Regions from separate parts of the Mus musculus genome. Here region 1 is linked to region 2. The links are chromatin contacts, found by Hi-C or POLR2A ChIA-PET in ENCODE. All regions are on one chromosome and are shown on one strand. Each heading gives the region's core, a stretch centred on a gene start or an enhancer-like site at or near the end of the contact. The rest is flanking DNA. Distances are from core to core; before and after follow the strand shown.

Region 1 (4,415 bases), core at 702-3,201, 440 kb after region 2:
ACCCCTAGGGAGGTGACCCCAGTGGATGTTCCTGAAAGTGGGAGGGAGTGTGAAAACACCCCCAGTCTTTTCTGTGGAGCCCTCTGAGGTAAGGAACCAGAGCTGATTGCCTGCTTGGTGGGGGAGGGTGGCTCTCTACAGGCAGGGATGCAGTCCTGCTGAGCATTCCCTCTGGGCCTTGTGGCAGGTCTCACTGTGGTGACTCAGCTTTGTCTGGAATGGCTCAGGAGGGCCTGGGGAAAAAAAAAAAATGGGTATCCCTGACTAGGCCACAGCAGCCCAAGTGAGAAGGGACAGGACACTGGTGGAGTGCAGTGGCCTGTCATTATCTTCTGCACCCCCTCAGGGAGCCAGGTGCTGGTGTTTCTCCATGCCTGCTTTCCAAATCAGACAGCTTAGGTGGGGAGTCACCTGACCAGGGAGAGTGCCCCTGAGTGGGGTCCCAGGGCATTCCAAAAACAAACAAACAAACAAACAAACAAAGAAGCCCAGCCCTTGCAGCATCTTGGGTACCCTCTTATCGTCACTAATAAATGGGGGTCCAGTTCTACCTCAGCACTGGCCTGAGATCAAGGCAAGTCTGCAGAAAGTAGCAGTGCGGAGGAGGGCCCAACACCACGTGAGCAGAGAACTTAGTGACAGGGAGTAAGTAACCCTCTGTAAGGAGGTGCCACTGACAGATGAGCCTCGACCAATGATGTAGTAATATCTGATAATCAGACTGAAGTAGAGAAATCACTTAATACTCCACCTACCAAACCGGTCACTACAGCTGCTTGCCCTGGGGCTGACGGCCAGTTATAACCTCACGGTATTGCCCAGGACCATCAACAATGTAACACTAGCACAAGGCTGGCTCCTCCTCTTTTACTGTCCCACAGGGCTAAGGATTGAGGCGCCTCCCAACCGCCAGCATGCTATAGTGAGCTGCAGTACAGCCCTACGTATAGGCTTAACCAGGAAATATCTGGCCCATACACAGTGTGGAACTAGATCAAAGAGGGTAAGCCTACCCCATTGAGAGGCACCGGGGAATCCTAGCTTTTGGACTCTCCCAGTCACCTGAAGGCTTAGTGGGTCTCAGATAGGAGGTGGTGTCCTGTGAAAAACCAAGCTCTTGCTTCGCAAAAGACCCTCCGCCCAGCCTAGCAGCTGCTGTCTTCATCACCCAAACCCTGTTCTCCGACGGAAGAAGCCGGGCACCCCGTGGAAGCCTAGCTCAGGTGAAGGATGGAGCCATTCTCTCAAAAGATGGGGGAGACCTTCTAAACCCTCTCTTAGCGTCGTCTCCATGTCTCAGGGCCTCCATTCTCTTTAGTGTACAAAGGGAGACCTGCTACTCACGCCGTGGGAAACAACTCCACAGAGTTCTACGGACTAAGCAGAGCTGCACAGAGCTGACTGAAATGATGCCGGTGTAGCTTGAATCTAACAGGAGCTCCTGCATCCGCCGGAGCCTCAGTTTCCTCATCCGTAAGTGGAGTCGCGAGTTCTACTCTTAATATATCAACCGAGGCGTTGGGATGCTGCGAGCCAAGCGCATGCCGGTTTGCAGGTCCCTGCGCATCCTCGGCGGGCCCATAACCCTGCAGGATGGCGGCACAGGCGCATCTCTCGGCCTGTACCCTTCTGACTCCCAGGTACATCCTGCTCCTGAACTTATAAGTGGCTCCCCTTCAGAGCTGCTGAGCTGTGCTCCCCACTCGACCGCATAGCCTGCCCGCAGCCCGTGCCATCTCGTACCTCGTGCTCCAGCTTGTGCAGAAGGCGGCCCCATAGTCGCTCTGGGACTCCCGAGGCGCGCAGCGTAGGGCCGTGCAGCGACACGAACTCGTCCAGCAGCCGCGCGTTCAGCCTCTCGGCGCGGCCGGGACTGCCAGGCTGCGGCCCGGACTGGATCTCCATAGTGCTCGGAAGAGCACGGCGCCGCCCACCGCAGGATTTAAGCGGACGGCGCGCACGCGCCTGCGTCCTGGGTTGCGAGGTTCCAAGAGTGCGCACGCGCGCTGGGGGCGTGTCTTCTCCATTCATCCCAGGACTGCCGCGAGGGATTCTGGGAACGCTGCTTAGAAGCCCCAGAGAGTCAGAATCAGGAGAGATTGTCCTCAAGGAGCCGGTGAAGCTGAGATGGGGAGGGGGTCGGGAAGAGGCAGAAGGTGCTCCCCCTTGCGCTGGTTGCAATCTTGTTTCGCCTGAATTTTTTTTTTAATTTTAGTTTAAAATTTTTATTTTTTTATTTTACGTGTGTGAGTGCTTTTATTTTACGTGTATGAGTGTGTATGTAAGTGCATATATGGCTCATGAAGGTTAGGAGACTGCGTCAGGTCCCTTGGAACTGGAATTACACATGGGGTGCTGGGATCCAAACCGGGTCATCTGCAAGAGCAGTTAACTACTAAGCCATTTTCCCAGACTTGTTTTGTTTTATTTTGTTTTGGTGTGTGTGTGTGTGTGTGTGTTTGTGTGTGTGTCACAGCGCACTTGTGGAAAGCAAAGAACAAAACATTGTAGAGTCTGTTCTCTTTCCATTTTTATCAAACGCAAGTCATTAAGATTGCATGGCAAATGCTTTACCACTGAGCCATTTGCTAGGGCTTGGTTATCATCATCATATTGCCACAGGGTCACATTCAGCTCAGACTAATCTGACCAAGAAACTCACTTTGTTTCGAAGGCTGGCCTTGAACCCTTCCTCCCTCCACCTGTCAAGCATTGGGAGACACCAGCGTGTGGGGATCCTAGTTATATCTCAAAGGTGGACAGATCTTTCTAGGGATTGGAGGAGCCTTCTCAGTCCTTGGAATGCCTTGTTGAATTCAAAGGTTGTGATAACTTGGTGTGCCATCAAAAGGGTTATTCCACAAGTGCAGAGATCAGCTTGCCTCTGCCTCCCAAGTGTTGGGATTAAAGGCATAAGTTACCACCTCCAGCCGCTTTCTTGCTTCCTGTCTATCGAGGAAAAGAGAGCCCTAAATTCAGAGAAAGACTCTGTCTCAAGAAATTAAGCAGAGAAAGGCAGATGAGGATACCCAATATCTTCTTTTAGCCTCCACTTGCACATGGCACACTCCCTCCCTGTATGCATGGACTCATATACCCACAAGCCCTCAACAATCAATCAATGACTGCATGGATCATTTCATCATATAATTTGCTAGATGGAGATGAGATAGAGGGTAGTTTAAAATTTTTTTCAATAGATGTATGTGATGGTTTGAATATCCTTGCATAAGAGAGAGAAACTGTGAGGACGGGGCTGGGTGATTTTGGGAAGTTCGCCAAGCAGCTTCCAGCCAGCAACACAGACTCTCTTCAGCTTTCAGAGAGTCTGTGTGTATTCTCTGGTGGAATTACCTTACAACAGCAGAGGTTAGGAGAAGTTCTGGGTGTTCTAGATCACCTGGAACTGGAGTTATGGATGTTTGAGAACAGATATGGATGCTAGGAACTGAATCCCAGTACTCTGTGAGAGCAGCCAGTGCCCTTAACCACTGAGCAACCTCTCCAGCCCCCTTTAAGGATCTAATGCTGCCTTCTCCGATTGCTGACTCTATGAATAAAGCACAATTTTAGAAGATTCCATCCCTGTCCCTGGTGACTGGCAAGTATCACTAACCCTGGTGCTCTAGTTAGATAGCCTAGTGTTGGCTGTTTGCCTCCACCCCAAGGGCAGGGGGCCACCATGGGCTAGGAAACAGCAGCGGCCTCTTTCTGGATCCTAGAAAAACCTCCCTCAGTTTTACCTAGCAAATTGAATCGATTTGTATTCAGACTTTATTCAGGCTTAAGGCACTTTGGACTTTTTTTTTTTTTTTTTTTTTTTTTTTTTTTACCCTGGCAGTGTCTCACTATATAGCCCTAGCTGTCTTGAAACTCACTATGTAGAGCAAGTTGGCCTGGAACTCACAAGAGATCCATTTGCCTCTGCCTCCCAAGTGTTGGGAATCAAGTTGTGAGCCACTACACTTGACTAGACTATGGTATTTATTTATCAGTCAGTCGGTCGGCCTATCTATCTATCTATCTATCTATCTATCTGGCTTTTTTGAAACAGGGTTTCTCTGTGTAGCCTTGGTCATCCTGGAACTTTCTCTGAAGACTAGACCAGCCTCTAACTCAGAGATCTGCCTGCTTCTGCCTCTTAAATTCTGGGATTAAAGGCCTGTGCCACCACAGCCAGGCTTGGACTATGATTTTTGAATGCTGCTGGTTCTAGTCTGTTCTCATTCCCAGGTTATTGCGTTTTGGGATATCTGCCAGAGAAGACTGCTCAGACAAAGGTTTAAGCTAAAAAAACAAACAAACAAACAAACAAAAAAAAAACTTTATTAACAGTTCAGGATCATAGAGTAGTCCAGTCCCTGGCCTTTCTCAGGACGAGTTTTTAAGCACATAAACCATATGCTGGGTTGACA
Region 2 (5,068 bases), core at 110-2,609:
TGGCTACTCAGAGAAACAATCCTGCCACCTCCCAGTCCAGCTGAGAGCACCTGGTTCCAGGCCAGCCCCTGAGCTGTGCCCAGTGGGCCCCTCCTCTAGCTTGGGTTCAGAGGTAAACAGGAAGAGGCAGGAGCAGAGCAGAGGGCCACTGGGCCACTGACACCTGCCACTGAGGCTGCTCCCTAGGCCCAGGGCTCCACCAGGCCTGGCACAGGCCCCCAATCCTTCCAGTCCTCCTCACTCAGGGTCATCTCTGCCTTGTGTCTGCCCTTTGAAACCCAGAGCATCCTTGAAGCCCTAAACACCAACAGAAACAACTCAGAAGCTCAAGGTAAAAAAGGGCACAAGGGGGGTGGGGGCTATAGAGATGGCTCAGTGGTTAACAGCACTGACTGCTCCTCCAGAGGTCCTGAGTTCAATTCCCAGCAACTACATGGTGGCTCACAACCATCTGGAATGGGATCTGATACACTCCTCTGGTGTATCTGAAGACAGCTACAGTATACTCATATAAATAAATCTTTTAAAAAAAAAAAAAGGCACAAGGCCAAGGAGACAGCTCAGTGGGTAAAGGCGCTTGCTGTCATAAGCCAAGTCTACTGACCCAAATTCGACTGCATAAACTTGTCTTCTACCCCCTACACATGTGCTGTGGAATGCAGTCCCTAACACACACACACACAGTAATAACTTTAACAATTTCTTGAAAAGGTGCTGCCTATCTGATGTGTCCTCTGCGGGTTCCCAGGTACAGGAGGAACTAATACAGTCCCAAGAAACACCAAGACTGAAGAATCCACTGTGCGTGATCCATAATGTCCTCCAGCTCATAAATACCATGAGCTAAGTAACGGGACATATTTCCCTTTGTACCCTGGCTGCCAGGAATGTCAGAGTGACACACAAGGCCCACGTGTATCTGACAGGCATCACAGCCATGGTTTGTGTGAGCCTGACTCCACTTCAGGCCAGCCCTTGTTTTTCTTCCATTCCTAAATTGCATTTGCACCCCTCTGACTCAGCTCATTAGTCACTGCAAGCTTCCTAGGAATGCTCTGGAGCAAGGCGTGGTGTAGGCACGGCCTAGGCATAAGCATTCTGACAGTGCACGGTACACAGGCCAGGCTCACAGGGCCTTTTTGTATGGTGTTTCGTTATTCAGGTCCCAAAGGTGACCCTGGGAGACCTAGCATTCGCCGTATGTGTGGGCCTTGTGTCTGGATCTTAAGGGCCTGTTGCTGCTTCTGCGTGGGCCACGGTGGTACTGGATAAAGGGACCGGCCAGGCGACTACCCAGCCTTTGTCCTAGCCCTGGGAAACCAGCCCTGGGACAGCCCAGTCTGCATTTCCACAGACCACCACAAAGGGGCAGCACTGGCCCTGACCCTGCAGGAGGGCAGTCATTCTCCAGATAGCTGCTCCCTGGCAAGCCCACCTCCCACTCCTTTCTTTCCTAGATGAAAAGCAGCCCTTCAGACACCACACCCAGTGCTCCACTGACTCACACACACATGGCTTGGCCATGTTGAATAGCTGCTCCTTCCCACTGAAACTCCTTCTTGCCAGGGGGAGAAGGGAGGCCAGGGCTCAAAAAGCTCTAGAAATCTGGGACTTGCCAGGGCCTCCCTGGGGTTACAGAGCAGTGAAGTGTGTGGGGAGAGTAGACTCTTCAGTGGAGTTGCCTGCAAGGTGCACGGTCACGAGTGGGCCCATGCTGGGGTGGCTTCTTGCCGATGCGGCTACTTTTGAGTCACCAGGTCCCAGTAAGAGACCCTCATCAGGCACGCTCCTCCGAAACCCCACTAAACTCCTTAGGCACCAAGGTGGACTTGGGTGGAATCATTGCCTCTCTACCAAAGGTAGATACAAAGAGTTGATCTTTCTGCTCTTTACCCAAGATAAATACATTGCCCTCTCTGCCTGGGGCTAATAGAAACAGTCTATCTTTGCCTTCTCTACCTGGGGTGACTAGAAACAGTCTCAGAGTATGCAGGGAAGGGATGGGGGCTGTTTTCTTTACAGTGTTGGGTTTTGTTGCTTTAAGAGGACAGGGTCTCATGCAGCCCAGGCTGGCCTTGAACTTGCTATGTGGTTGAGAATGAATGACCTTAACGTCTGATCCTCCTGCTCCCACTTTCCCTGACTGCTGAGACTTTGAGTATACGCCACCATGTCCCACGTGGCTGTGCTGTAGGTCAGACCGGGGCGCCCTCAGGCAGAGCGAGCCTTCCTTCCATCGACTGAGCCCCAACACTCGGGTGATCTCTCTATCCCCTGATTTTTACACGAAGCAGGAGAAGGAAGAACACTCTCACGGGGTCTCACTCCCTCCTTCCAGCACAGCTCCTCCACAGCACTGTGAACTCAGCCCACAGCTTATGCAAGTGCATGGCAGAGTCAGGGCAACCAGCAGCTATTCAACAGCCCAGCCCCTCCCCTGGAGTGACCAGAAAACACACATACAAAGGCTGTTATAGGTTACCAACTACACAGAAGCAGCCATCCAACCCTCAGCACTGCTCCAAGGCCTGCCCCAAAGTGAGCCAGGCCCAAGGAGATAAGAGGACTTCTCTGCCAGCCTGGGGCAGTGTGGGAGACCAGGAAGCAAGGTCTGGGGTCCCCACCCTGGCTCTGCTGCTCCCTAGCTGTGGGCTGTGGGCACTTCCCCTCTGAGGTTTGATTCCTCCACAGCCATGAGCAGGCCACGAGAACTGCATGGGCTGCCTCCTGCTCCACCAGGGGTTTCCCGTGCTCACCATCAGGGGCTTTGTCCACTGTGTACCAGAGCTTGAAGCGAGCAGAATGTTCGTTCCTCAGTTCCTCCAGCTCAGGCCGCAACAGGATATCTTTCTCGGACTGCAGGAGACAGGCCACCCAGTCAAGACAGGTGACTCAGGGACTGCCCTTGGGGACCTCACCAGGGACAGACCCCAGGTTGAGTCATCACCCCCCTGTGGGTTATACTCAGCAGCTTAGAGGCAGATGCTGATGGTCACTGGAATCCTAGTGACACAGTAGCTCTCTCCAGCCACCATGTCTACAGAGCTCCTTAAAGCCACCGGCCAGCAGGCTCCTATAAACAGACCTGTGAGCCGGCATGGTGACACAGGCCTGTGAGCCCAGCATTCAGAGGCTGAGGCAGGACAATCTTGAGTTCAGGACCAGCCTCCACTATAGTAAGTTTACTGCCAGCTTAAGCTCCTCCCTCAGGGCTAGAGAGTTGGCTCAGCGGTTAAGAGCACTGACTGCTCTTCCAGAGGTCCTGAGTTCAATTCCCAGCAATTACATGGTGGTTGACAACCATCTGTAATGGGATCTGATGCCCTCTTCTGGTGTGTCTGAAGACAGCTACATTGTACTCACATACATAAAATAAATAAATCTTATTTTTTTACACAAAGCTTCTCTCTCTCTTTCTGTCTCTGTCTCTGTCTCTGTCTCTCTGCCAGACAGACCCTGGGGAAAAGACCTGAATCATATCTGAGAAGCACAGAGTACCAGGGTTTGGCCTCTATACTGCAGGACACGTGGGACTCGGCTTGGTCTCCTCAGACACCACAGGCATCACATCACTGCATATTCCAACCTAACACACGGGACCGGGGAAGGCTCGAGACAGCCTTGCTTCCCCAGCCTGTTCTCCCTGTGAGAAGTGCAGAGGTGAAGGGCCAAGCCACCCATCCCAGGCCTCACAGCAGCTCACAAAAGCCAGGCTTCAGCCATGTTCAGAGCACTGTGAGGGCTTGAGTACTGGGTACCTCACTTCCGCCTCTGCCCCAGCCAGTGTACCAAAGTCCCCAATCTGCGGGAGGTGAAAGGCTGCCCCAAGTGTGGAGCACCAAGTGTGGAGGGAGGAGTGGACCAGGGTGAGGCCCCGTGCTCCCTCTGCAGCAGCCACCCACACCCGATGCTGCCAGGATGTCTGCACTGCCTCTCATTCCACACATCCTTGGCATCTCTGCGGAGCCATTCAGATTCTTGCCCAGGGCCTGGCCAAGCCCCAAGCCTGCACATTCTGGGGACTGTCCACTGACCTGGTTGGCAAAGAGCAGATAGCACACGGTGTGGTCGTTTGGGTCCTTCAGGACGGCTCGGATCACCTGCAGCATTGGGGTGATGCCTGTAGAAGAAGACCCACATACCCTGAGTGAGTGCCTGCCAGAGATGTGTGGGATACCCAGGCCTGGCCTCAGACCTCCCTCCTACCATAGGCCCCCTCCCGCTCCCACACACACCCACCACGGCTCCGTCAGGGTTCCAACCCTTACCTGTCCCTCCTGCAATCATGCCTACAGACTTCACCGTCCTGACAACGGGGTTGGACTTCTTGTCTGCACGGATGGCAAACTTCCCTGGGAAATGGAGGAAGGAGCAGCTGAGCCCTGTGGGGTCCTGGGCAGGGAAAGCCCAGCACAGCCCTAGCAGGCTGGAGTGAAAAGAGAAGCCTGCTCGATTGAGTCCTCTTACGGAAAAGAGGTAGCCCAGGTGGGCAGACTGGGGGGTTCCCACGCAGGCGTTGGCTGGTATGTTTGGGGACACTGAGTAAGCAAAGCAAGGTGATCTGCAGATGACCCTGGTCCCCAAGCACAGCCAGGGACAGCCCATGCACTGGCCACTTATCCTCTAAACAGCCAACAACCAATGTAGGGGAGAACACCACTGTCGCCCCTAGCCCCCACCCTGGACACAGCACCCCAGCTTTCCAGTTCCCAGAGCCCTGCCCAGTCCCCAGGGGTACCTGCTCCAGTTACCTTTGCCCTGGTAGACCAGTAGCCCATTGGGACCCCGGAATTCAATGGTGTCTCCAATCTTCATGTTTTCCAGGTACTGAGACATTTTCCCTCCAGCTGGAAACTTGGGATGGGTGTCCTTGAAGTAAACCTGCAAGCCAGGCGGGTGCGTCTCAGTCCCCACCCAGCCTCACAGGAAGCCAGCACCTCCCCTAAGATCCCATTCACCCAAACTTAAGCCTTCCATCCCACACCTCAAAAAAGTAAGGCTTCCACCTGCCACACAGGGCTACTAGCCCGAGGGTCGTGGCAGTGCCTCCGAGATTCTGCATCCACAT

The links. Hi-C counts contacts between places; a loop is a spot of excess contacts on that map. ChIA-PET counts read pairs that join two places held with the same protein, here RNA polymerase II (POLR2A).
Region 1: a loop to region 2 is called in a map of T-helper 17 cell, with 2.7 times the contacts of the local background. The contact joins the promoter of Ttll12 here to the enhancer-like site in region 2. A Hi-C loop is called at or near these places in 1 of 37 maps with a recorded cell type or tissue (T-helper 17 cell). POLR2A ChIA-PET finds 5 or more read pairs at or near these places in 4 of 5 experiments (Patski and embryonic stem cell).

What each region holds. Positions count from the first base shown.
Region 1 is chr15:83,593,206-83,597,620 of GRCm38, forward strand. Ttll12 (tubulin tyrosine ligase-like family, member 12) reads right to left here and starts at 1,952. Exons shown (of 14, transcript NM_183017.2): 1 at 1,744-1,952. The coding sequence starts at 1,905. It overlaps Gm52182 (a long non-coding RNA gene), which reads left to right. Exons shown (of 2, transcript XR_003951515.1): 1 at 1-88; 2 at 1,132-2,241.
Region 2 is chr15:83,156,070-83,161,137 of GRCm38, forward strand. It overlaps Cyb5r3 (cytochrome b5 reductase 3), which reads right to left. Exons shown (of 9, transcript NM_029787.3): 5 at 4,752-4,881; 6 at 4,269-4,352; 7 at 4,035-4,120; 8 at 2,757-2,856. Among named protein-coding and RNA genes, the nearest start is that of Rnu12, 9.0 kb to the left of the region's middle. Within about 2 kb of position 1,360, at least 1 of the 3 ENCODE cell types and tissues checked has a DNase peak (open chromatin) inside an H3K27ac peak, as active enhancers do.